Regions from separate parts of the Mus musculus genome. Here all the other regions are linked to region 1. The links are chromatin loops, found by intact Hi-C in ENCODE. Cell type or tissue: left cerebral cortex. All regions are shown on one strand.

Region 1 (8,000 bases):
AAGCACGCAAGGCATAGTGGTGTATCTGGGCCACACTCCTTCTAAGGGCCCACGAAAGGTTTAGTTACTTTAAAGTCTATTTAGGCACCACGCTAGAAAACAGAGTCCTCTTTATGCCGATACAGAGTGAGTTTTAGTAGAGGAAGCTCCCATGAAGTCTGGAGTACCTAGAGCCTCACAGAGGTCACACCTTGATCCATGATCCAAGAAGCAGGACTTCTGGACCAGAAAGGAAAGAGAGACAGTTTTTATGATTCCCGAGAGATACCAAGCAAAACTAATGAGCCCTTTGGGAAGATTAAATGAAATAGGGGTTTGAAAAAGAACTAGTACAGTGGTCAGCACACAGTAGGGCCACACCAAATACTAAACAGGTTGGAGTTCTTACCTTATGGCTTATCACTAAGAGTTTCCGTTTTCTCATTCATAAATATACATGGTGCTAGGAGTATTCAATGGTAAAGGTGTGCTTAGCATGCATAAAACCCCAGCTTTAGTCCCTAGCACACACGCAACTTTTCAAATTAAGAAAACATAAAATAGGGGGCTGGGAGAGATGGTTCAGTGGTTAAAAGCACTGGCTTCTCTTCCAGAAGACCTGAGTTCTATTCCCAGCACCTACATGGCAGCTGAGCCTATTAACTCAGGGAAAACACCAATGCACATTTTAGAAAGAAAGGAAGGAAGGAAGGAAGGAAGGAAGGAAGGAAGGAAGAAAGAAAGAAAGAAAAAGAAAGAAAGAAAGAAAGAAAGAAAGAGAAGGAGGGAGGGAGAAAGAAAGAGAGGGAGAAAGAAAGGGAGGGAGAAAGAAAGAGAGGGAGAAAGAAAGAGGGAGAGAGAGAAAGAAGGAAGGAAGGAAGGAAGGAAGGAAGGAAGGAAGGAAGGAAGGAAACATAAACCATAGCTGGGCATGGTGGCTCACTCCTGTACATCCAGCACTTAGAAGGCTTGAGGAGGACGATGATAGCCCTGAGTTCAAGGCCAGTCTGGGCTACAGAGTGAGCTTCTGGTCAACCTAGGTTACAGTGAGACACTCCCTCAAATTTTTTTTCAAAAAACACATAAAATATAAATAATAATGTCCATTTCAGGTGGGCATAGTAGCACATGCTAAAATTTCTAGAACTTGGGAGGTAAAGGGGGCACAATCATGGGTTTTAGGGCAGCCTGTGCTACATAGTACATAAGACCTTGTCTCAAAATCCCAAGGGTTGGGCTAGAGGTGGTAGACTGATCACTTAGCACACACACAGTCTTGGATTCAATCTCCAAGAATTACATATAACCTGGGAAGGGGCCGTGCATCCCTATAATTCCAGTACACCTGTCCCAAGAGTTAGGGCAAAGCTTAGTGAGGGGAAGTCTATCTAACAAATGCAAGGGTCTAAGTTCTGGCCTCAACATCACAAGGAAAAACAAATTCCATTTCAAGATACTCATTGAAAGGGGCAAACACACAGTCCTAATTGGAGCATTTATCTCCCACAGTGTCCCCACAAGGCTCAGCGAGCATCACGGAACAGGGCGTGGCCAGGTTGTAAGAGCCAGAGGTTGACAGCTGTGAAGCTGTGCTTTCTCAGCATGCCTGGCTGGTGCACTCACACGCTCATGAGCTGTAGATCCTTCATGAGACCTACACAGTATGGAGCCAGTCAAAATTCCAGCAAGAATGAGGAAGGGGCTCATTTAGCCCTTCCCCTAGCTGAGGAGTGATTGGCAGTTGTTGGCTCCTAGGTGACGGCACTTGTTTTCTTCAGGGATGTAGCCCCTGGCAGGGGCCAGTGCTCCAAAGGATGGCCCTACACCCATTCACACACTGGAAGCACTAACTGTACCTGGTAGACTTTTTTTAAAAAAAAAAAAAAAAGATGACATGAAGTTGGGAATATAAAGGGGCACTGGAAGAAATAGAGGAAGGTGTTAAGATACATTGTATCTAACACGAATCTCACTTTGTATCTAACCTGTACATGCATTAAATTCTCAAAGAGTGAGGAAACATTTTAAAAGGGAAAAACCACAAAGTCTGATTCTTTTTTTTGTTTGTTTGTTTTTGGTTTTTTCGAGACAGGGTTTCTCTGTATAGCCCTGGCTGTCCCTGGAACTCACTTTGTAGACCAGGCTGGCCTCGAACTCAGAAATCCGCCTGCCTCTGCCTCCTGAGTGCTGGGGTTAATGGTGTGCACCACCACGCCAGTCTGATTCTTAAAGGTGGATATGTGAGTATATGCCACTGCTCAAGGTACTGAACTTACTTGCCCAGCTATAGGTTTATTGCAGGAGCCACAGAGGCCTTTGGCCTGTGTGGGGACACCACGACGGCTGAGGTCAGACTGCAGCAGGCCCAGCATGGTGTCCAGACTGCCTTTGCTAGTCTGTCCTGGTGGAGATGGGCATCCTTCACGGGTGGGGCTCGCTGCTGGAGGCTGAGGTGGCCCTGAGGCTGGAAGCTGCAGTAAAGAGGACACTGAGTCAACAAAGCCACAGACTGGAAGCATCACGACTGGATTGGTGAGCCACAAAGTGACACGGACCAAAATCCTTGCAGACTCACATGGTTCTGAACACGGAAGTCAGAGAGCGAGGCCATCAGTCTATCCAGTTCCTGAGTGGCGGAGGTGGCTGAAGGCTTTGAGGGGGCAGGGAATGGGCTGGGAGGGCTGTGGAGGACACCGTGAATCACCTCAGAACCTGCCAGCCTAACACCCCTCTGGTAAGTCAGGCATGCAGGACCCATCATCCGCTTCCCAGCCCTGCCCACTCTACCAAACTCACACAGTGGGTGAGCTCTTGTCTTCAGATTGGTCCTCCTTCTCTTCCCCTTCAGCCATTTTACTAGATGGGAACTGAGACATGATTTCATCTGGAGAGATGAGAGAACAACACTGGCAAGGAGCCCATATCAGTCCACCCTCCCAGTGAAGGCTTCCCGTCCTTTAATGGCTCCTCGGACAGTTTGAGTCCCTTAGACTCTGCCCTTCTTTGCCCTGTCCCCAAGCCATCCAAGACTGTCTCGGTAACCCTGGTACCTGTAATGTTGAACTGGGTGGCATTAAGTTCCTGAAGCAAACGGTCTAGCTCACAGAGGCCATTGCCCAACACACCACTGGAAGAGGAGAATGGAGGAGCCACAGGGGCCACAGGCTTTGGGGACCGAGGCTTGCATACTGTGCTAAGGGCAGGAGGGAACCTGGGTTTAGGGTAGGGAATCCGAGTCCCCTCCTCTGAACTGAAACTGGCTTCCCCATCTTCCTAGCCCAGTTCCCAGGCCCCTCACCTGTATAGATGATCCTTGTCCCCAGTGGTTCCTGAAGATTCTCCAGACCCTGTCTATAGAGAGTAGAGGTATTTGTGGAAGGACAGTCATGTTCCTTGCCTCACTCAGACTCTGATGTCCCCTAGCCCAGACCAACCCAGGCCCTAATGGCTACCCCCAGAACCCAAAATCTCATCTCACCTGTGGCTGGTGGCCATAGGGTGGGGGAGGTGTGAGTGTCTCTGGTGGGCGCTCTTTTGGAGCCCCTAACCGTGACATGTGTGAAGTGGTGGTCTCCAGGTCAGAGAGCAGGGCATCTGTGGTGAGAGGCCCTCAGGGTGAGAGTTTGGGAAGGAGGGGATGTCAAGGTCTTAAGAGGTTAGAGTATAAAGGATTTCAAGTGTCCGTGTTTTAAAAGGTAGAAAGCCGGTGTTAAAGGCAGCGGCCAAAACCATACTCACAGGGTCAGACCAAGGCAAAAAAGTAGAATAGTAGCGCGGGGGGAGTGGGGATGGAGGGGCGGAGGGGGAGGGATGGGGTGGCGGGGTATTTATGATCAGACCTCTCCCTTGACTTACCCTGGGAGCCAAGTACAAACCAACTAATGATCTTTTATTCTCTCCATCTTTTCTGGTGCAGCCCAGATTGTCTCTTACTGTACCCAAATTGTTCAATCGGCTGTATGTTTGACACCCAACTTCCTGATTAGATGTTTGCTGTGACATACTTACTACTTCTCCCCAGCTTGGTCCACTTGGCCACACTGAAGTCTAGCCCTGTCCTTTAAGTGGCCCTGGCAGGGAGCGGCTTTTTGGTGTACGTCTTATCCATGTACTATTATTGACGAGCGCCCTCTGCTGCTGGATCTAGAAATTCTGCCACGAAGAGCAGAGTCTTCTAGTCTCAGCCTAGGCGAATAGAGGGGACGAGATGCCTGGGGCGCTTTATCTACGCCCCGTCCCTTTACTCTTCTCCGAGCCTCTACGGTAGAAGCCTTAGACTTCTTTCTATAACCCTGGCATTCTCTATTATTCTCTTTCTTGCCCTGAGGACTTTCTTGACCTCTGCTCTACCTGGGAGCACTCAACTCTTCTTGAAACCCTGATATAGGTCCTTTTCATCTCCGAAACTCCAGGTCACACTCTCCTCTCTAGTCTATTTTCCCAGTCCCGGGACTCAGTGATCTCTTAACCCCTTCCTACCCAGAGTCTCTGAATCCAGGCCCCCGTGGGTGCCTCAACACTTTGTCCATTGCACAAGCAGGATTGAGTGAGCAGAGAGAGCCAGGGAAGAACGGAGGGAGCGGCTTGTCGCAAGCGAGGCAGGAAAGGGAGAGGCAGGAAAGGGTATGTGGATTTGGGAGGGAGGCACAGGCAGGCTGAGGCGAGAAAATGGAGAGAGAAAGCTGAGATGGGGAAGAAGTGTGAGTTGGGAAGGGGATAGATGCGGGGAAGGATGAGAGGCTAGGGGGATCTCCTCACTCACCCAGGTCCTCCATGGCGGTGCGCTGGCGGACAGCTTGGGGAGAGTAGGGCGGGGGCCGTGTCCGGTGGGGGCGGAGGACGGGGAGGGGGGGGACGTCAGGGAGTTAGAAGCAGGGCCGTGACCATGTATGGAAGCCGGGACCCGCTGGGATACAGTGGGGGGGGGGGGAGCGATGAAGGGGGAGCATGGAGACATGAAGAAAGACAGCACTAGGGCCCACCCAATCCAGCTTTGTGGCTCTGTTTAGAGGAGGCCACACCCCAGCCTTTGCCTCAGCGGCAGCGAGTCCCTAAAGCTGAAACCAAGTCAGAGTGGTTCTTCCATAGCTCCTGCCTAAGGAGTCTCATAAACGGAGGGCCCCAAGCCCGCACCTCCCAAAGCCAGCAGAGTTCAAAGTAGGGCCCCGCTCGCACCCTGGGCATTTTAAAAAGACTTGCGGAATTTGGTTAGAGGCAGGAGTGACATTCTAAGGATCTGGCAGACTACAGGTTTTGACTGCCAGCCTAACGGCAGGAGGCATACATAATAAGAAATGTCTCACAGAGAACAGAGATCCAGACTCTAAGGCAGGACTTTCCCTGAAAGACAGACCTGGGAATAGATACACAGAACAGGGAAAGCAAACCTCAGACCTTAACCCCATGTAAACTCCCAGGATAACAAACCCATTCCTAACACGGAGGAGGTGACCAGAGCCCGTTCCAAAATAACCCTTTCCTAAGGTACTGGTGAAAGAGAAGAAAACGCCACTGACCAGCCACAGAGTGATATGAAGCTGTCTGTGAACTGACCCCTAAAGAAGTCAAGTTGGAAACACCTGGAGATGGGTATGGACAGATGGCTGCTGTCTTGCAGGCATCCTGGAGGACAGATCTAAGCCATAGAATGTGGGGCCCCAACTCTGGAGCAAGTCAGAACCTGGGAAATTTGGTAAAAATACTGAAGCCCAGCATAGCCCTCCATGCCAGCCTAAATCAACCAGAAAGGGACCAGGCCTAAGTACATTTTTTTCAAAAGTTAGGATCTCACTATGGAACTGTCCTAGAACTCCAAAGAGGTACTCTTGGGTCTGCCTCCTCCATGCTGGGATTAAAGGTGTGTGCCACCACAGCACACCCTAATGCATAACCTAGGCAGAGATTTGAAACCCCAGAGGCTCAGGGTCAGCAAGAACCATCTTACCTCACCTTTCTGAAATGCCCAGGCCCTGGCAGGCTTAGTCTAGGGCTCTTGAGAGCCCAGGCAAGGGAACCCTTCCTTCACCCGTGTGCCAGCAGAGGGGCTTTCTCTGAAAGTGACTAAGAATGGGCCTCAGAAACCATACGAACATAGCAGGTTTCCCACTAAGCAGTTGACATTTAACTGGCTTGGACCGATAAGATGGCTCAGCAGGTAAAGTATTTTCTGCCAAGCCAGATGCCCTGAATTTGGTCCCTAGGGCCAGATGATGGAAGCCGAGAATGGTTCCCTTCAAGTTGTCCCGACTTCCACATAGGGAGCACGGCCTGCACATACCTACTACACTAATAAATGGTTTTTGAAAAAACTGGCTCAAGAGCTCGGAACAGACACAGCCTGACAGGTAAAGGACAGTCAGAAGACAGAAGTGTTCTGCCATGCTCCACACAAGTACCCAGCCCAAACCTCTTAACCCTGGCCAGGTTATGTATTTAGATGGGTGGCTGTGTCTAAGCAATGAGGACTTATAAACAGAAAGCAGGCCTCCACTGGGGCTCAAAACTCCATCCTAGAGAAAACCCACCATACCCCAGGTCTGTAGTAGCCCTCAGGAGATGCTTTTTTGAACCCTGAAACCCAGATGGCCTGAGTCAAATCGAGGAGCTCTCAGCAGGTAAGTGGGTGGGGTACCCCCCCAGGGGAAAGCACACAGACGACCCCACACAGCAGCAGTGTTCAAATCTCAGGTGTTTAATTTCAATACCATAGTGCTGAGTCAGGCCAGACCCTGGGCCTGAGCTGTCCCTTGGACTCCTGCACAGACTCTGGTATTGGCTTTTGAGTTATGGATCGTTAGATCTTCATCCTGGGATCCAGTTCCATTTTCTCTTCCGTCCCTGAGGATAGCGCCTTCTGCAGTCTTCTCTCAGGCTGAGAGAAGCCTCCTTTACAGCCAACTCATCCCTTGGGTCCTCTCCCAGGGATGCCAATAGTTTAGCCTAGGGCATATGCACTATGACTCAATCCCCATTACCACAGCCAGCAAAGCCTCAGTGAGGGGCCCTGCCTCCTCGCCTGCTGCTTCCACGAGCCCCGTAAGGGCCAGGGCCCTTTTTCTTGGGCACTGCCCTGGTTCTAGTGTCCATCGTGCACAGTGGGCAGCCAGCCGGGGCCGGCCTAAACGGAATACCTCGCCCACTGACTCCGGGCCACCCCGGGGACTCAAGTGGATGCGGCCCACAGCTTCTTCTAGCTCTTCCTCCAGTGCAGGCAGTAAGAATCGGCCAGCAGCTTCTAGAGCTTCCTCGGCCTTGGAGCCCAGCAGGGGCTGACCAGGTGGGGGTACGGGCCCCAGAGCAGCCCCACAGCCCCTGCAGCCATGCAAATGATGTAAGACAGGCCACGCTGCACCAGGGGACAGGCCTCGAAGCGGCACCAAATCCATCTGGGCTTCAGCAAAGCTGCCGGATAGCAGGGCCCGGAAGAAAGGGGAGGCAGCAGCTGAAGCAGCCCGCTGAGCAGGGAGCTGTAGGCCTGAATCCAGAACGAAGTGCAGGTCAGGAGCTGGGGCAGGGGCCGGACCCAGCAGAGGTTCGTAGAGGCAAGGGGGAGGTGAGTCAAGTTCCAAGGGCAGGGCAGGTAGAGGGACTGGGCTTGCAGTGGGAGATACCAGGCCTTGGAGACAGGACAGGGAGTCTGCTGCAAAGAAGAGGAAGAGTGGGTGTGGCGCTGGCTGCGTTAGTGCTGTGAGGAGGAGGCGGAGGCCACCCTGATCCAGAAGTAAGCGGCGCCACAGAGTCGGCTTCCTGTGGGGAGAAGGGGTCTCAGCAAGCTGAGGGCAGGGCTGGGGTCAGAAGGGGTCTCAGCAAGCTGAGGGCAGGGCTGGGGTCAGAAGGGGTCTCAGCAAGCTGAGGGCAGGGCTGGGGTCAGAAGGGGTCTCAGCAAGCTGAGGGCAGGGCTGGGGTCAGAAGGGGTCTCAGCAAGCTGAGGGCAGGGCTGGGGTCAGAAGGGGTCTCAGCAAGCTGAGGGCAGGGCTGGGGTCAGAAGGGGTCTCAGCAAGCTGAGGGCAGGGCTGGGGTCA
Region 2 (8,000 bases), 220 kb before region 1:
TCTAAGTAAAACTAGCTTCATAGGTTGCTTTTGGTAGTGTTTCTTCCTTATCCACGTTATGAAAGTTTGAGGTACAATGATGTTGGTTCCTCCGTAAAGATTTGGTAGATTCAGCAGCGATTCCATCTGGTCCTGGCCTTTTCTTTTTTGGAAAGTTTTTGTTTTTGTTTTCTACTACTTCAATCTTACTGATGGTTATGGCTGTCTTTAAGCTGTTTATATCTTCTTGATTTGATTTCAGTTATATATGGCTAGAAACAATCATTTCTTCTAGTTTTTTTTAATGTTTTCTAAATACTTTCTAATGATTCTCTCCATTTCATTGGCATCTATAGCAACCTCCCCCCCCTTTCATCTATAATTTAATGGATTTGTATCTTTTCTTTCTCTTAACTATTTTGGTTTGTCAGTCTTTCCCAAAGACTTTGTCTCTGTCTGATGAGCTTTGTGAATTATCATTTACTCCTAATTTCATTAAATTCTATATTTTGTTATTTCTTTCTGCCTGCTGCTTTGGGTTTGTTCTTGTTTCTCTGAAAACTCAAGGTGCACCATTGATTTCTCCACTTTTTTGATGTACGCACTCTGTATTTGGCAGGGTTCTTGGAACTTGTGGAAGGTCTCCACATATTAAGGGAATTTATCGTAATGACTTAACAGTCTGCAGTCCAACTAACCCAACAATGGGCAACTGCAAATGGGAAGTCCAAGAATCCAGTAGTCGCTCAGTCCCACAGGGCTCGGTGTTTCAGCTGGTCTTTTGTATAAGCTGGATTCCTGAAGAAGCAGGTTCCAACAGAAGTGCTGGCAAGTAAGTGCAAGCAGGCTTTGAAGTGTGAGCCTTCTTTCTTCCATTGTCCTTATGTAGGCCTCCAGCAGAAGGTGTGTGCCTTCTTAAAGGTGTGTGCCACCATGCCTGGATTTGGAACTTGCTCTGTCCTAGGCTGGCCTTGAACTCAGAGATCTGCTGGGATTAAAGGCATGTACTACCTTGCCTGGACCTAAGCTGTTCATGACCACTATGCCTCAAGATCTCATTCAAAAGTGGGTGTCATGCCATGTCAAGGTCTGGGTCAGAAGCTTGTGTCTTCCAGCCTTAAGATCTGGATCAAAAGTGTACCCTCCATTTCTAGATCATAGTTCATTCCAGATATAGTCAAGCTGACAACCAGGAATAGCCATCACACACTCATAGTTATGAGTGTTTTCTTGGAACTAACTGCCTTAGACATATCCCAAAGGTTCTGCTTTCATTTTCACTTGCTTTTGCAAACTAACATTTCCTCTCTAATTTCCTCAATGCTCATTCCAGAGTGTGTTATTGTTTCTATGCATTTGTATAGTTTCTATAGTTCTTGCAATCGATTTCTAGTTTGATTGCACTATTATCTAATAAGAGATATTATTTTGTGCAGTTGATAAGACTTTATGATGTTGAGTGTGGTCTATTTTATGGTCTATTTAATGTTTCATAGCTGCTAAGAAAAATGTATATTGTTTCTGTTGGATGGAATATCCTGAAGATACTGGTTAAGTCTATTTGATCTATGATGTATTTAACTGAGGTTTTATTTTTAGTTTGTGTTACCTATTTAGGATACTAGAACCACTCAATATCAGAAGCCATGCATCTATATCTACCTATCTATCTACCTGTCTATCAATCTACCTACCTGTCTATCTATCTATCTATCTATCTATCTATCTATCTATCTATCTATCTATCTATCTATCATCTCTTAAAAGCATCACCTGTCAATAAAAAGGCTGATGGCCAAGGAGTTGAGGCAAGAAAAAGGTGGGGCACTGGCAGGAAGAGAGAGAATTCTAGGAGATAGAGGTGCAAAAGGTCCAAGCAAGATGCTTGGAATACACAAAGGAAGCAGGTCGGAACTGAAGGAGAGGTAACTAACCATGTGGAAGACATAAAATAGTTTGAATGGGTTAAATACATTACAAGCCAGTCAGGGAATAAGCCAAAGCTTGTGGCCAAGGCATTTATTAATAAATAGTCTCGAGTCATCATTCTGGGAGCAGGGAATGGGAAAGAAAAATGGATTTTTACATATACACAATTGTTTAGTGTCTTCTTCATGCATTTTCTCCTTTATTAATATATAGAGGCCTTCATTTCTTTAATTTTGAAATCTACTTTATCCGATGTTAGAACGGCTATGCCAGCATGCTTTTGTTTCCCCTGGCTTGCTTTCCATCCTTCGACTTTGTCTGTTAGTGTCTTCATCACTGAGATGTGTTTCTTGCAGTCAACGGATAGTTGGATATAGTCTTTTAATTCTAGTTAGACACTCTGCATCGCTTTATTGGCAAGGTGGGGCCATTTATATTTAAGGGTACTAGTATGAGAGATGCATACTAACTACTGTAATTTTGTCCACTGTTTCTCTCATTGGTTGGATTACTGTTTGTTTTTTACTTTCTCCCCTATCAGTATCAGAGGTTCCCTGGATTACTGTGTAGATCATGATGGATTCCTTCTTAGTTTTAATTTGTTCAGCTATTCGTTTTATGAAATTCATTATTTTTTTTGTGATTTGTGACTGAGACTTCCCCTCTCCTCTGTATAACATTCTTTTAAGTATTTCTCCAGCCTTGGTCTGACCGTCATGTACGGTATTAGTCTATGCTTGACTTGAAATGCCTGTGAAATTTAAAAGATAGCTTTGTTAGCTACAGAAATCTTGATGGGCAATTATTTTCTTTCAGGGCTGAAATATACCATTCCATGCTTCCCTGGATTTGAGGATTGCTGATGGGGTCTGATCTTCTTCTGCCTTTATAAATGAGTTAATGTTTCTCATCAGAGCTTTAAATATTTACTTTGTATGTTCTTCTGAGACAGATTCTCATGTATCCCTGAATGTCCTTGTACTCACTATAGAGCTTACACTTCTGATCTTCCTGCCTTCTTCACCGCCCAAGTTCTGCAACTACACGTGTGCATGGTTATAACCAATGTTTGTTGTGCTAGAGGTTGAACTTGTGGCCTCAGTTCAACCAACTGAGCTATTCCAAGATATTTTTTTATATTGCTGACATGTTATATTGTAGAAACATATGTACTCACTTATAAGTGGATATTAGCTGTAAAGGATAATCATGCTACAATTCACAGACCCAGAGAGGCTAAGTAACAAGGGGGGCTTAGGTTGGGGAATGAAAGGTTCTTACTGGGAAGTTGAGGCATTAGAGTGACTTCTTTCCAGGTTCTCAAAAAACTGGAGACCAAATTAAGTGGTTAAGAGCACACAATGTTCTTGCAGAGAGCCCGAGTTTCAGTATTAGTACCCACATTGTTGGGCGACTCTTAACTACCTCCAGCTTCAGGGGCAGCTCATGCTTCTGGCCTCTCAGGAACCGCCGTGCCATACCTGTGCACTTACCCATACACATACCCAAAATTTACAACCTCTGAAAAATAAAGAGTTCAGAAAAAGAAAGATTGTATGTTCAGCATAAGGAGGGGGTGTCAGTTGAAGCGAGACTCTGGTGTTCCTATGCCTTATGATGCTGTGGAATGGGTACTGATTGTCTCCTGTCTCCCAGATCTGTCTTCACAGTGGCTGTTTTTCTTTTTTGTGCAGCAGGGATGTCTGCTGGTCAAGTTTTACTTTCTGTGGACTAGGCAGATTTTCTCACTCTGTCCCGACTCTCCACATCACACTGCTGGGATAACCCTTTTAGCTGAAGGGCGTCTCCTAAATGCAATGGGGTATGAACTGCAGCCTGGGACAGCTAGAGGCCCCAGCTTCATGCTTACAAGACCTCCTGAATACTAACCACCCTGCTGGAGGGATCCAGCTGTGGGTATCAGAAACACCCCTTGGAATGCCAGTATCCTTAAGCACTAACAGTAGTAACAGGTAGGTGACTCTAGAATTTGATCCACCCATGGGTCTCATAGCCACCTAATAATTTCTCCATGGTTTTCCCAGCCTGAGAACATTCTGTCACCTGCATCCTTTGGTTTGTTGGTGACTAGCTTTCCTGCTCTCTACACAGCATGTGTGGACCTCTCTTTGTCTTGGGATGCTAACAGGTTGAGGCTCTGTGGGCGCTCCCTGGTTTCAGGTCCCCAGGTAGCTGTTTTTAAAAATAGATTCTCCCTTCAGATTGCTTCTGGCTACTGGCCTCTGAGTCATACAGTGTGACAAGATAAGATTCTCTCTGCTGTTGAATTTTTCTGCTGGGGCAATTACTGCTGCGTCAAACCTGGATTTAAGGCTTACAAGGGTTGTGGGCTTGTTCTGGGTATAGGACTGCCTGCGTTTCATTTGGCTTACCTTTTGGAAGTGGATGGGAACTGTATGGCTGAGGCTGAGCTTGGTGCCTTCCCCACCTCTTCCCTTCCCTATTTTTTTTTCTGACCCCTTTGTTTCACTTGTGTAGATTTCTGAAGCTCTCTGAAGTTCTTTCCTTTCCTTTTTTAAAAAAAAAATTAATTTTTTTTTTTTTTGGCTTTTTCGAGATAGGATTTGCTGTGTATAGCCTTGGCTGTCCTGGAACTCATTCTGTAGACCACGCTGGCCTCGAACTCAGAAATTCGCCTGCCTCTGCCTCCCAAGTGCTGGGATCAAAGGCGTGCGCCACCACGCCCAGTTGCTCTTTCCTTTTTCACTTTGGGATATAATCCGTTTCTCGTTCAGACTTACTCTCTCCTTCCTAGGCTCATGGAGAAGCAGCCTCCAATCTCCCACTGTACCTGTAAATTCAGGTAGGGTTTCAGTATGCAGCTAAGCAGATCTATAAGCTACCCCAAAGCTCTCTGTTGGCCACCAGACCTTTTCTCTCCTTCAATGAGACAGTGTGCAGCTGGGGGCACGGGAGAGCTGGTTAAGAGCACACTTACAGTGGCTTCCAGTTTGGTTCTCAGCACTCATATGCAGCTCACAACCACTGTTAACTCCAGTCTCAGGCAGGGAATGCCATCCCTTCGTCTGACCCCTAGGGGCCTCAGCCACAAATGTGGTGTACATCCAGTAGATTGTCATGATTCTATCTCCTCTCTTGCTTTAGCATCTCAATACTAGCAGCCCGTGTCCTCCAATACCGAACTCCAGACTGTTTTGGCATGAGACCTGGTCGTTGAGCCTCTTTGCTGTTTTCACTGATTATTAGTTTTTGATAAGGTCTTGGTATCTATTTCTAGGCTGGCCTTAAATCCATTATCCTCCTGTTCAGTAGCACTGTGCGCCACCACGCGAATATTTAAGTTTTAAGTAGGGATTTGAAAGAGCGGTACAAGCCATTTGAATGAGGGGCTGCTCTTTTGCAGCCTTACCCACTAATCCGATGAGATAATGGGTAGCGATCCTTGTGGAACTTGTAAAGCAAGTTACAAGCGGTATAGTCTAGAAAGGCCTATCTGGTTAGAACACGTGCTCAAAGACAAGGCTGGATCTGGTGTTGCCCGATGTCCGCTACATCTCTCCGGGTTCAGAGTTGCCACTCTTTTGCCCGTCGCGTGAGGCGTCGGTTGTTGAACACGGACCAGCAGTTCTGAGAGTAGAGGCGGGCAAGGCCGGCTGACGGGAGAACCACGCGGAGCCAGCACACCGCCTGATCTGCAGTTGAAGAAACCGCTCTGGGGCTGGACGGAGGCGGAGCAGAAGCTCACACTGGACCAACAGAAGAGCCTTAAGATGCTAAGAGCGATCCTGGGGCGGGCCCCGGCGCGAGGCACTCTGGGATTTGTAGTTTACTTCCCGGACAGCTCCTCTCTATTTCGGCCGCCCGCCTTTTATTCCTCGCTCTATCCCGGCACGCCGACTACTTAGTCGCGGCACGTCCTCACGTACGACTACACTACCCAGAAATCTCTCCTTCGCGCTCCGGCAGGCGCAGGGTCTGCCTTGAACTACAGTTCCCAGAAGGCCACTGGAGAAGGGCTTCCCCCACTTTCCCGGGACCGCAATTCCCGGAGACTTGGTTTCGCGGCTTTTCTCTCTGTGTTGGGTCTCTCTTGGACCCGGATAGGTCTTGACTGGCCAGCAGGCCCACAGCGACAACGTGCTCCGTCGTGTCCAGTCGCAGGGTGTACTCTTTGGCCGGGCTTTCTGTCTCTTTAGCTACTTTTGCCGGACAGGCCGTCGCAGCTGGCCTGAGCAGTGACCTGGCGGGCCGCGCCTGCGCCCTGCCGCGTTTCCTGCCTGGCTGGTGGTGGCGGCCATTTTGTTCATCCTCCTCCTCCTCCTGCTCCTCCTGGTTGGAGCGCAGTGTCCGGAGCGGGCTGGGGGGAGCGGACCCGAGAGCGGGGTTCAGTACCTTTTCCTCTGTCCCCAGCCGGCGCCCGGAGCCCCCCTCCCCTTCCTTCCCGCCCCCTCCCCTCCCCAGCCCTGCCCTCCCCCTTGTCCCGGGATCACTCCGTCGCACCCACCATGATGGAAGACGACGGACAGCCCCGGACTCTGTGAGTACCCGAGACCCGGGGTGCCAGGCACCGAGTGGCCCGGGCACTGCGGGAAGCGGAGGGAGGAAGGGAGAGCAGGAGCCCGGGACTAGAAGCGGAGAGCCGGGCGTCGCGGTGGCGCGGCTGTGAAGTGCATTCCTCATCTGTCCCCCTTCCCAGAGAAGGAAGCCCTCCCTTCCCCCCCAAACACAGTCACTTCCTAGGGTCTAGGGCTTGTCTCGACTTTTTCCTCCCGACCCCTTCTTTTGCACACTCTTGCTTGGCTGGGCTTGTGCACGGCTGAGGCTGTCAGGCGCGGGAGAGCTACTGTTCCCCCTGTGCTTTGGGGGCTCCGGGCTGAGCCAGGAGCTGTGGGTCCCTACGGGGGCAGGGCTTGGCGGGGGTGGGACCACTACTGCATCCTTTGGCTTGAACGTTTAGCCTCAGTCCACGTCCTCAGCAGTCCACGTCCTCAGCCTCAGTCGCTCCGAGTCCTTCTCCCCAGTCTACCACTCTTTAACCAGAGGAGCCCCTTGTCTCTTTCTGCCCCACGTGCCCCACGCTGTCAGAAACACCCGCCTAGCGCCTGCTGCTTTTGAAGTGCCAAAGTGATTGCTTTTCGCCACCGTGCACCACCTCTGTCCCTTGGATAACGAAGTTTACTTTGAGCGCTTACTGCGCCAACCTGACAACCAGTTAAACTCCTTTCGCTCAGTTAGTGATGCCGCTTCCTAATCCGTTTGTGCGTCCGGACCATCGGAGTTGGATAAAAGGATGACTGCTCCCGCTATTTGTTACCTGTCTTTTGAGTGCTATTTTTCGCGGTATAGCTGTCGGGTTTCACCTGAAGCCCAATCTAATGAATGAATCGCATCTTCCAACCGCTTAATTGGCGTTTCCTACCCCCCTCCGCCGGCCCCCCCTCCCATGCAGAGTGATGACTCAGCGTCTGTATTCCTTTCCAAATAGTGTGGCACTCTTTTTTTTTTTTCCTTAGTCTGAGTAATTTCCAATTCATTGTTTAAAGTGAGCACCTTGGGTTTTCCCAGCCTCTCCAGGCCTACTACTCCTGCCTGGAGTAAATACATAGAGTCAGCCTACTGCTTTGTCTCTCTTGCCTCCCACTGCCTAGTATTGATTGGTATGATGGTCAGAGTCCACTTGGCTGGGTTAGCTGATGGGGAAAGTACTTTTTAGGGAATCGACGACGGTGGATAGACATTCAGGACCTCTGACTAGCTAGCTTCTCAGAGCTTCATGCGTAGCACAGAAAATATGTTCAGTAAAGAAGGTCCATATGTATATTCAGTGTTGATAACAGATATTTTTTGAGCATTGTTTATACTTTACATTTTTATTTCGCTTAACATCTGGCTTGGGAAACTTGAAAACATCTTTTTTTTTTTTTTTTTTTTTTTTTAAACTTGAAAACATCCTAAACATATTATACCCCCTGAATGAAAATCTTTCTGTGTGTGAGATCTTCCAGCATCTGGGAAAGCTAGCAAGTATCTGGGAAGGCCTAGCAAGTATATATTCAAGGAAGATGACAGTTACATTGTATCTAAAATACCTGAAATGTCATCATTGCATC
Region 3 (8,000 bases), 170 kb before region 1:
TATCCATCCACCCACATATCTATCTATCTACTTATTTATTGTGTATGTGCATGGTTAGTGGGCAGCTTGCAGGAAGTCAGTTCTCTTGTTCCACTGAGATGTGGGTCCAGGGGATTCTATTTTTCTGTGAAAGTTTTGTTAAAAGTCTGCTTGCACAACATCACATGAGCTTCATTTGGTCTTTTGTTTTGTGGTTGTTGGTGGTTTTTTTAGGCAAGGTCTCATGTAGTCAAGGCTGACCTCAAACTCGACACGTGGTCAACAATGACCTTGAATTCCTGATAGCTTGCATCCACCTCTTGAGGGCCAGGATTAAAACCATCCACTACACCACCCAGTTTATGTGTTGCTGCGGGTGGAATCCAGGGCTTCCTGCATGCTAGGAAAGTGCTCTGCCAACTTAGTCACATTTCTTTCCAGCACATGGTCTTTTACAACTGTTAAATAGTCTATCAAAGGAGTGTGTTGTAGCTTGGTCATCTTCCGAGTGGGCATTTCTATCTACTATAAATAGCACCAAGAAGAAACATGCAATGATACATGTAATAATTGCACTGATTATTCTTTTTACTTTTGGGCAAAAATGACTGGTTGTCAAATTATTTACTGGCTCAACGGACATAAATACTTCAAAGACTCGCATGCACAATGCCAAATAGCATCTTACCGTGTCTGCCTCCTCAACCAATTGAGTAGCGTAAGGGCTTACATCTTGCAAGAGCTACTATTAGTAACTACCTTGTGCACATCACAGGGTTACTACGGTGTCAACTCCCTTTAATTAAAAAAGAAAAAAACAAAAAACCAGGATTGAGGTCTAGCTCAGCGGTAGAGATAGCTTGCCTAGCACCACAAGGCTCTGGGCTTCATCCCCAGCACCACACATAAGCAAAGCAAACACTCCCAAAACCTTCCCGCCTGTGTGTAGGCTGAGGTTTACTATTTACGGAAACAGCTTGCAGTGGGAGTGGGAGTAGTCTAGATTCCAGTGATTTCTCTGTGCGCCTACATGTGCTAGGCACTACGCCAGGTGCTTTTTGTATTTCTTACTGCTGCAACCACACCTTCAGCATGTAGGTGTCATCCTGTCCCCATGAGGCTGTGATTTGTGAGGACGTTGTGCTGGTCAGGTGCACGGTCAGGACGGGTATCAGGTGGGTTGACTTGGAGCCTAGAGTTGATCCATTTGTATATTCAGCCCTACCTCAAAGGGTTTCACATACATACTCCCATGTAAATACATATGTATTATATACAATTGTGTATGTATGTCACAAAATGAAGACAATTATTAACAGTTTAACGTTTTTGGTTTTTTTTGTTTTTTTTTTTTTTTTTGACTGAGTTTCATGTAGCACAGACTAGCTTTAAATTCACTATGTAGTCAAGGGTGATCTTAATTCTCTGACCCTCCTGACTCCTCCTCCCGAGTGCTGGCGTTACAGATATGTACAGTCACTATTCATCACATACCCCTGTTCTACTTAGTGCTGGAGATCAAACCCACAGCTTGGTGCTTGCTTAGCAACTGAACTATACAGCACTAGCCAGACTTAACAGAATTTTACAACACTTATTTATTTATTTAGATATTTTTACCTTACTTTATGTGTGTGAATGTTTTCCTTGCACACATGCATGCATGTATGCCACATGCATGCTTGTTAGATTCTCTGCAACTGGAGTTACAGGTGGTTGTGAGTCACGATGTGGCTCCTGAGCATTGACTCCAGGGCCTCTGCAAGTGCAACAAGTGTTCTAATCACGGACACACCTCTCTAGTCCCCACACTGTATAAGTGTTTTAAGAGTATACATATTGGGCTGGGTGTAGTGGCATATTGCCTTTAATCCCAGCACTAGGAAGGCAGAGGCAGGTGGAGCTCTGTAAACTTCAAGGCTAGCCTGGTCTATGTAGAGAGTTCTAAGACTGCCAGGCAGAGCTGCATTAGAGAGACCCCATTTCAACAAACAAAACACGAGTGCATGTGTCATGGTGTGAATGTGGGAGTCAGAGGACAGTTTTCAGGAGTCGGATCTCTCTTTCCACCACGTGGGTTCTGGTACCTACTGAGCCATCTCGCCCATCCTCAGAGTTTTAAATTCCTGGGTAGAACAAGGCAACTGACCAGTAAAGCTTACTCTCTGAAATTCCAACCTATTGGAAGAACTCCAAGGCCACTGCTTCTTGTCTGCTGTGATAGGTGGTCCTTGATCTAAATGTACAGCCAGCAGTGGGAGGAATGGGGCCTAACCTGTTTACCTTTTGGGCCAATCAGCTGCCATCATTGCTTTTGAGGGTGTAAATGAGAAGCTGCAGAGGGAGAGAGACTTGGGGATCCCTCGGAGGATGTGTGTTTCGCTTGGGACAGAGATTGTGCCTAGAACATACCTGTGTGAAAAGGTGATCCTGCTCTGACAGCTTGAGGGGGGGGCTCTTCCCCTCCTACTTGTTTTATTTTGTTCTGAGACAGGATCTCACGGTGTAGCCCTGGCTATTCTGGAACTCTCTATGTAGATCAGTCTGGCCTCAAACTCACAGAGATCCAGCAGCCTCTGCCTCCACCTCAATCCCCAGGATCAGAGCTGTATCTCAGCATAGGCCTTTTACTTTATTCTGGGTCTGATGCACACGACACGTGAATGTTGGCTTTTGGATCTTTGGACATTATGTATGTGAGTGTTTTGTCTGCCAGGTATGAATGTGTAGCGTACGTGCGTCTGGAGCTTGCAGACGTCAGAGGAGGACATCAGATCCCCTGGGACTGGAGTTACAGATGACTGTGAGAGGACATGGGTGCTGGGAATTGAACCCCAGTGCTCTGCAAGAGCAAGCGCTCTGAATCACTGAGCCATCTCTCCAGCTCCCAGTACCGATTTTGTGAGTCAAACAAAAAAGAAAATTAAATTGTTTACTCACTCTTAGCCCCGGTCTTTTGACAAGCTCACAGGACGGAGAAGGGGACCTAAAGCTGCTAACCTTCCCCATTATTTCCCATTGTCTAAGAAGCTTGGAGCTGTTCTCTCAGTACGGCCTCCCTCGGAGCATGTCTTAGACCACACCAGGCTTGCTGCCGGCACGGTGGGAAGAACCTGGCTGCTAGTGCTGCTGGCTTTGGCTGCCTGTGTCTAACTTCTACTCCATTGTGCTAGAGTCTCCTCCTTTCCTGTGTTAGCTTCGGTGTATTTGTGATCAGCCTCTGGGGACGCTTTCAATGGAGGTGGGCAGGGAAAATTTTGTTACTGTTCTCAGAATGCAGTGATCCCACTGGGATGGTTTGGTTTTGCCTTCTCTCTCTCCTTCCTTCCTTCCTTCATTCCCTTCCCTTCCTCTTTCCCTCTCTCTCTCCCTCCCTCCCTCCCTCCCTCCCTCCCTCCCTCCCTCCCTTCTGACTCCTTCCTTCTGACTCTCTATGTAGCTGCCTTAGACATTGCTATGTATATCAGGGTGTCCTCTAACTCAAAGAATCTTCCTGCTTCTGCCTCCGGAGTGCTGGGGTTGCTGGGATTAAAGGAGAGCACCATTATGTCTGTGTCTGTGTCGGTTTAGGCTCAGCTTTTACAGAGCCTATGACCCAAGAGCTATTTCAATGGCCAGGAAGCTTGGGGGGGGGGCGGGCGGCAATAGCAGCTGGAGACATTCAGAAACCCCGGCTTGGAAGCCACACTGATGGTGCTCACCTGCAAGCCGCAGCTGAAGACCTCTGCAGCCTTCAGGGGACGGAACATCCTCTTTGGATAGCACAAATGGCCGTGTTTGGAAATGATGGAGTGGGGAAGGGTAGGCAGAGAGATGGTGAATAACCACAGAGGGCCAGGGCTGAGGTGGCGTTGGGACTGCAGGGTGGACAAAAAGGGAGGAAAATAGAGCAAAATGGGAAGCTCAGAATAGAAGATATAAAGGAAAGTGCCAACTAGTGAAAATCCTGCGAAAGAACGCGCGCGGGGGGTTGGGGGGGCGACTGGGGAATGGTTTAGAAAAATAGCAATTAGCACAGCTAAAAATAAAGACCAATTTCGAGACAAAGCCAGACCCACAAGGAGAAAAATAAAACTCGCCAGAAAGACAATTCCTTGCAAACCGAATGCTCAAGAAAATGGGGCTAACGACACCCCCCTCTTGGGCTGTTTGGTAAAAAGAAATGGGAAACTAGATGAGCGTGGAGCGCGGCGCTGAGCAGGTGACTGGCACCAGGAGGAGCGTTGAGCCCGGCGCTGGGATCTACAGGATTCCGGTAGTTGAGCGCAAAGGTTCTCCTGAGACTGCACCCAAGTGTCGTCCAAGTTAAAAAATGTGCTGGCGCGCTCAGATCCACTCTGAAACCGCAGAGGCTCCAGACAGCGTTCTCCGAGGTTTGTCCCGGGGCTTGGAAGCCCCGGCACAGGCGTGGCGTGGGCCAGAGTGGGCGCCCACTCGCGGCGGCTTGGCTCGGGACTCTGGTGACGCCTCCCGGGCATTCGCGGCGTGAGCAGGCCGCGCGCCCACGGAATCGGGTAGACCCGGGGGCGATCTGGGAGGTGACTCGGGCCTGGCAGGGACACCGAACGCTGTATGTCTCCAGGCCGCGAGGGGAGGGACCGGGATGTGCGCGGGAGCTGAGGGTCACCCGGGGCCACCGCGCCCTGCCCTGCGCGGGTAACTGAGGGCTGGACCCAGTGCCCACGGGCGCGGGTGGGCAGGGAGAGGGGAGCGCGGCGGGGAGGAGGCGGCGGGCGGAGCCTGGAGGGGCGGCGTCGCGCGGGCTCCTCCTCCTCCTTGCCCTCTTCGGGCTTAGCCGCCGCGCTGCCCGGCTGCTCCGTCCTCTGGACGCCCGCGGCGATGTTCACCCGCGCCGTGAGCCGACTGAGCAGGAAGCGGCCGCCGTCTGGTAAGCGGTTGCGGGCGCTTGGGCGCGGGAAGGACGGGGTCGCCGGGTCCCCTGGCGCGGCTCGCTGTGCCGCCCGGACAGCAGCCGCGCTCCTCCCCGCTCGCTCTGTCCCAGCCGCGGCGGGAGCGCAGAGCCGGGGAGCCGCCCGGGGAGGAAGTTGGGCTTGAAGCGGGAGTCAGAGCAGCTTTCTTTCTAGAGAAGGTCTGGGAACCACGGGAGACACATTAACAGCCCCTCACTCCGAGGCAGCGTGGGAAGCCAGGCTTCCCTCCTGCGTGCAGCCTCTTTCTCGGGCGGAATGGGAAGGATGCTCCGCCGGACCTCTGCATCCCCGGAGTGGCCGGCCCCGCGGCGCCAAAAAAAGTGGAGTCCCAAGGTGGCTGCACACCAGGGCGGGGGAGGAACTTGTGTGACACGGCGGGGGAGTCACTTTGTTTTTCCCCCTGAACCTGCCTGACCCACAGTTTGGGGCAACTTGGCAAGACAAAGAACCCACGGTGCAGAAATGGTGATTTGAATCGTGCCATCCTTTTTGTTCTTAATAACACCTAACACTCTTTGATGGCTTAGGTTGTGGCCAGGAGCTGTGTTGACACCTTGTGTGCTTTCTCTTGTCTTCACCATTAGAGCAGCCGCGTCGGAGGGGTGGGGCTCTAAAGCCAGGGTGTTGGGTAACCTGCTCTACTCTTAGCTGATGGATTTTTTTAAACGTAGGTTTATTTGCTTGACTCTGGGTTCGGGGTTCAAAGGCTTGCTTTTCTGTCGCCCAGAGATTCACTACGCTTTAGCCGGTTTCCTCTTTTCACGTAAATATCAAACGTGGTTAAGCGGCTGCAATCAGACATAGACCCAATCCCTTGGCCACCACTCGACAGCTGTGCAACTTCTTTGTGACTGGGGATGTGCAAAGGGTAGCTTTAAGTGCTTAATTGGAGACTCCCCCCCCCCCATCAGCCACATGCAAATCATTTCATTAATTATTTAAGACAACCCCACTAAAGTCAGATTCCATAGAGTTATTGTAAAGAGTTTGCACTGTTGTCTTAATATGCGTTGAAATGCTCCATTAGTGTTCCCGAGTGGTCACATTCCCTTGTGATGCTGATGGCTGACACTGAGTGGTGGTCAGATTCTAGGCACCGGAGTTAAACTCCAACCTTGACTCTGCCACTCCGCCACACTGAATAATGAATGTCCTTGGACCTTTCTGTGCCGCAGAGCTGTGCTGGTGCTGGCTCAGTGTAGCTTGCAAGAACCAATTGCTAAATGTTCAGGGCATCTGGGAACTGGTTGCTACGTCATAGGTGGACTGAAATGAACTGTGGTGGGACATATCAACATATGTCAGACATCAAGGCTGGAACAGTGGATTTCAGGAAGCTGTGGACTTAACTACATACTTAAATTTTATTTTAGATCATATTTATCATGTGTATGTGTGTGCTCGTGTGCGTCTCTGTGTGTGTGTGTGTGTGCATATGTGTGTTTGCATGCTACAGCTTGTATGTGGAGGTTAGAGGATGACTTATGGAAATCAGTTTTCTTCTACCGATAGGTCCCAGTAGTCAAAATCAAGCCGTCAGGTTTGGATGTAAGCATCCTTACCCACTGAACCGTGTTGCTAGCCATTAACTACAGGTTTTAATTCTGATAAGGATATGCTTACATTACTAATAGTAGGATCAGCAGTTAAACCTGAGAAGCCCCAAGTGCAATGCTGGATACATGATAAAGGTGTGGGGCTTACTAGTTTCCTTTTCTTTCTTTTTCCATCATGTAGGGGAGTTCCGTCTAGCCTTGCCTAGGTTGCTTGCTGCTTAAAATTATATTTGGCCAGAATATAATACAAATAGAACCACTGAATTGTGACAGATACCTGGATTTGGGATGCTTTTGCATACGGCCAGATTGCAATCCCAAACTGAAAGGCAGTTTCACAGTCATTGCTAGCATGTATCTGTTCCAGGGCAACAGACTAACCCTGATGAAGCTTGCCCACACCAGTGATACAAAGGCCAGCAGGGAAATAGCAGTGCTTGGTGTTGGATGTCTATATGGCCAGAGCCCAATTTCCTTGAAATCTGTGGGTATAAGTTCTGCTGCCCTGTGAAAGGACACGAGCCCCTGCCAGTTTGGTCACTATCATCACCACCCAACATCAAGAAAAGGAGCCAAGTGAGAAAGGAGGGAGGGTGAGGGCTCCTTACAGAGATGCTGTGCAGCAGGCAAGCCGTCTGCAGGACAGTTAAGGATTTGGGAGAAGGTAATTTTGATGTTTTTTTTTTTTTTTCTTGTGGTGCTAGAGGTGTGCCCAAGGCCTTGTATATGTAGGCAAATGGCCTGCCCCAGAGCAACACCCCGCCTGAACTTCGCTTTTAAAGAGGTTTTCCAGAGTATCCTACTGAAGCCCCACCAAAGCTGGCCGTACCCCTGCGGGAGCCTGGGCTGGGCTTGACTGCAAGCCTCTCTCCCCCAGAGCATTCTATGTGAGGCTGAAAGAGTTAAATCTCATCAAAGATGGCATCTGTAAGTAGAGAGCTGGAAGCCCCACCTGTTTCTAAGGTTCGCAGTTGGAGGCTCTATGTTCTGCCTATCAGGTAGGGGAAGCAGGGGGCCTTGATAAAAGTCAGACCCCAGTTCCATCTTGGGGAACCAAGGGGAGCAGGAAGAGTCACAGCTTCGTTTTTTAGCAAGTACCCCAAGTGATTTTTGTGCTGAAGTGTGAGGAACCCCCAGAGGACCCTGGCTTGTACCCACAACCCACACTGCTAACACCTGAGGAGCGCCTACCTCAGAACCAAAGTAAAAGCCACACCCCTCCAGGCAGACTGCTGGGTGGTCTGTCAGAGAAGTCCGCTTTACATTATCCTATTAAACCTTGGCAAAGCTTTCAGAGTTACTGCTGGGCTTATGTTTTTAGTCTGTACAGAAATTTAACGAATTTGTTCTTAACAGTTTTACAGTGGAGCGTCTTGGCAGTTAGGGAAACTTTCCTCTGTAGAGACTCATGGGGTGGACCTGGGGCTTGGAAGAGAGCAAGGCTAGCCTCCAAATGTGGAGAGGCCAGGAGGAGATGGCCTTTTTGTCCAGATGACGTCAGCTCGATCTGCTTGGGTTCCACTATGAGCAGCCT

Evidence for each region. Hi-C counts contacts between places; a loop is a spot of excess contacts. Peaks named below come from ENCODE experiments on the same cell type or tissue, not always from the same donor. Only the 100,000 strongest peaks of a DNase experiment are listed, where the experiment ranks them.
Region 2: a loop joins it to region 1, with 4 times the contacts of the local background. A loop is called at or near these places in 8 of 42 quality-filtered maps.
Region 3: it touches region 1 in a loop (2.0-fold over the local background); 3 of 42 quality-filtered maps call a loop at or near these places.

Annotation. Positions count from the first base shown.
Region 1 is chr7:128,243,750-128,251,749 of GRCm38, reverse strand. It overlaps Armc5 (armadillo repeat containing 5), which reads right to left. Exons shown (of 6, transcript NM_146205.2): 6 at 6,650-7,725. The coding sequence ends at 6,933. Tgfb1i1 (transforming growth factor beta 1 induced transcript 1) reads right to left here and starts at 4,938. Exons shown (of 11, transcript NM_001289550.1): 1 at 4,742-4,938; 2 at 3,458-3,573; 3 at 3,278-3,330; 4 at 3,030-3,172; 5 at 2,776-2,863; 6 at 2,555-2,660; 7 at 2,256-2,450. The coding sequence starts at 4,754. In left cerebral cortex, a CTCF peak has its summit at 4,123 (motif pointing left); DNase peaks (open chromatin) are centred at 4,116, 4,591, 5,030 and 7,605; H3K4me3 peaks cover 2,036 bases; H3K27ac peaks cover 2,084 bases.
Region 2 is chr7:128,459,552-128,467,551 of GRCm38, reverse strand. It overlaps Tial1 (Tia1 cytotoxic granule-associated RNA binding protein-like 1), which reads left to right and starts at 5,879. Exons shown (of 12, transcript NM_001347640.1): 1 at 5,879-6,427. The coding sequence starts at 6,396. Gm32816 (a long non-coding RNA gene) reads right to left here and starts at 5,832. Exons shown (of 4, transcript XR_378509.4): 1 at 5,300-5,832. In left cerebral cortex, a CTCF peak has its summit at 4,990; DNase peaks (open chromatin) are centred at 5,758, 6,117, 6,977 and 7,134; H3K4me3 peaks cover 2,323 bases; H3K27ac peaks cover 1,106 bases.
Region 3 is chr7:128,414,933-128,422,932 of GRCm38, reverse strand. It overlaps Rgs10 (regulator of G-protein signalling 10), which reads left to right and starts at 4,761. Exons shown (of 5, transcript NM_026418.2): 1 at 4,761-4,867. The coding sequence starts at 4,819. In left cerebral cortex, a CTCF peak has its summit at 4,441; DNase peaks (open chromatin) are centred at 3,748, 4,359, 4,704, 5,050 and 1 more place; H3K4me3 peaks cover 1,661 bases; H3K27ac peaks cover 416 bases.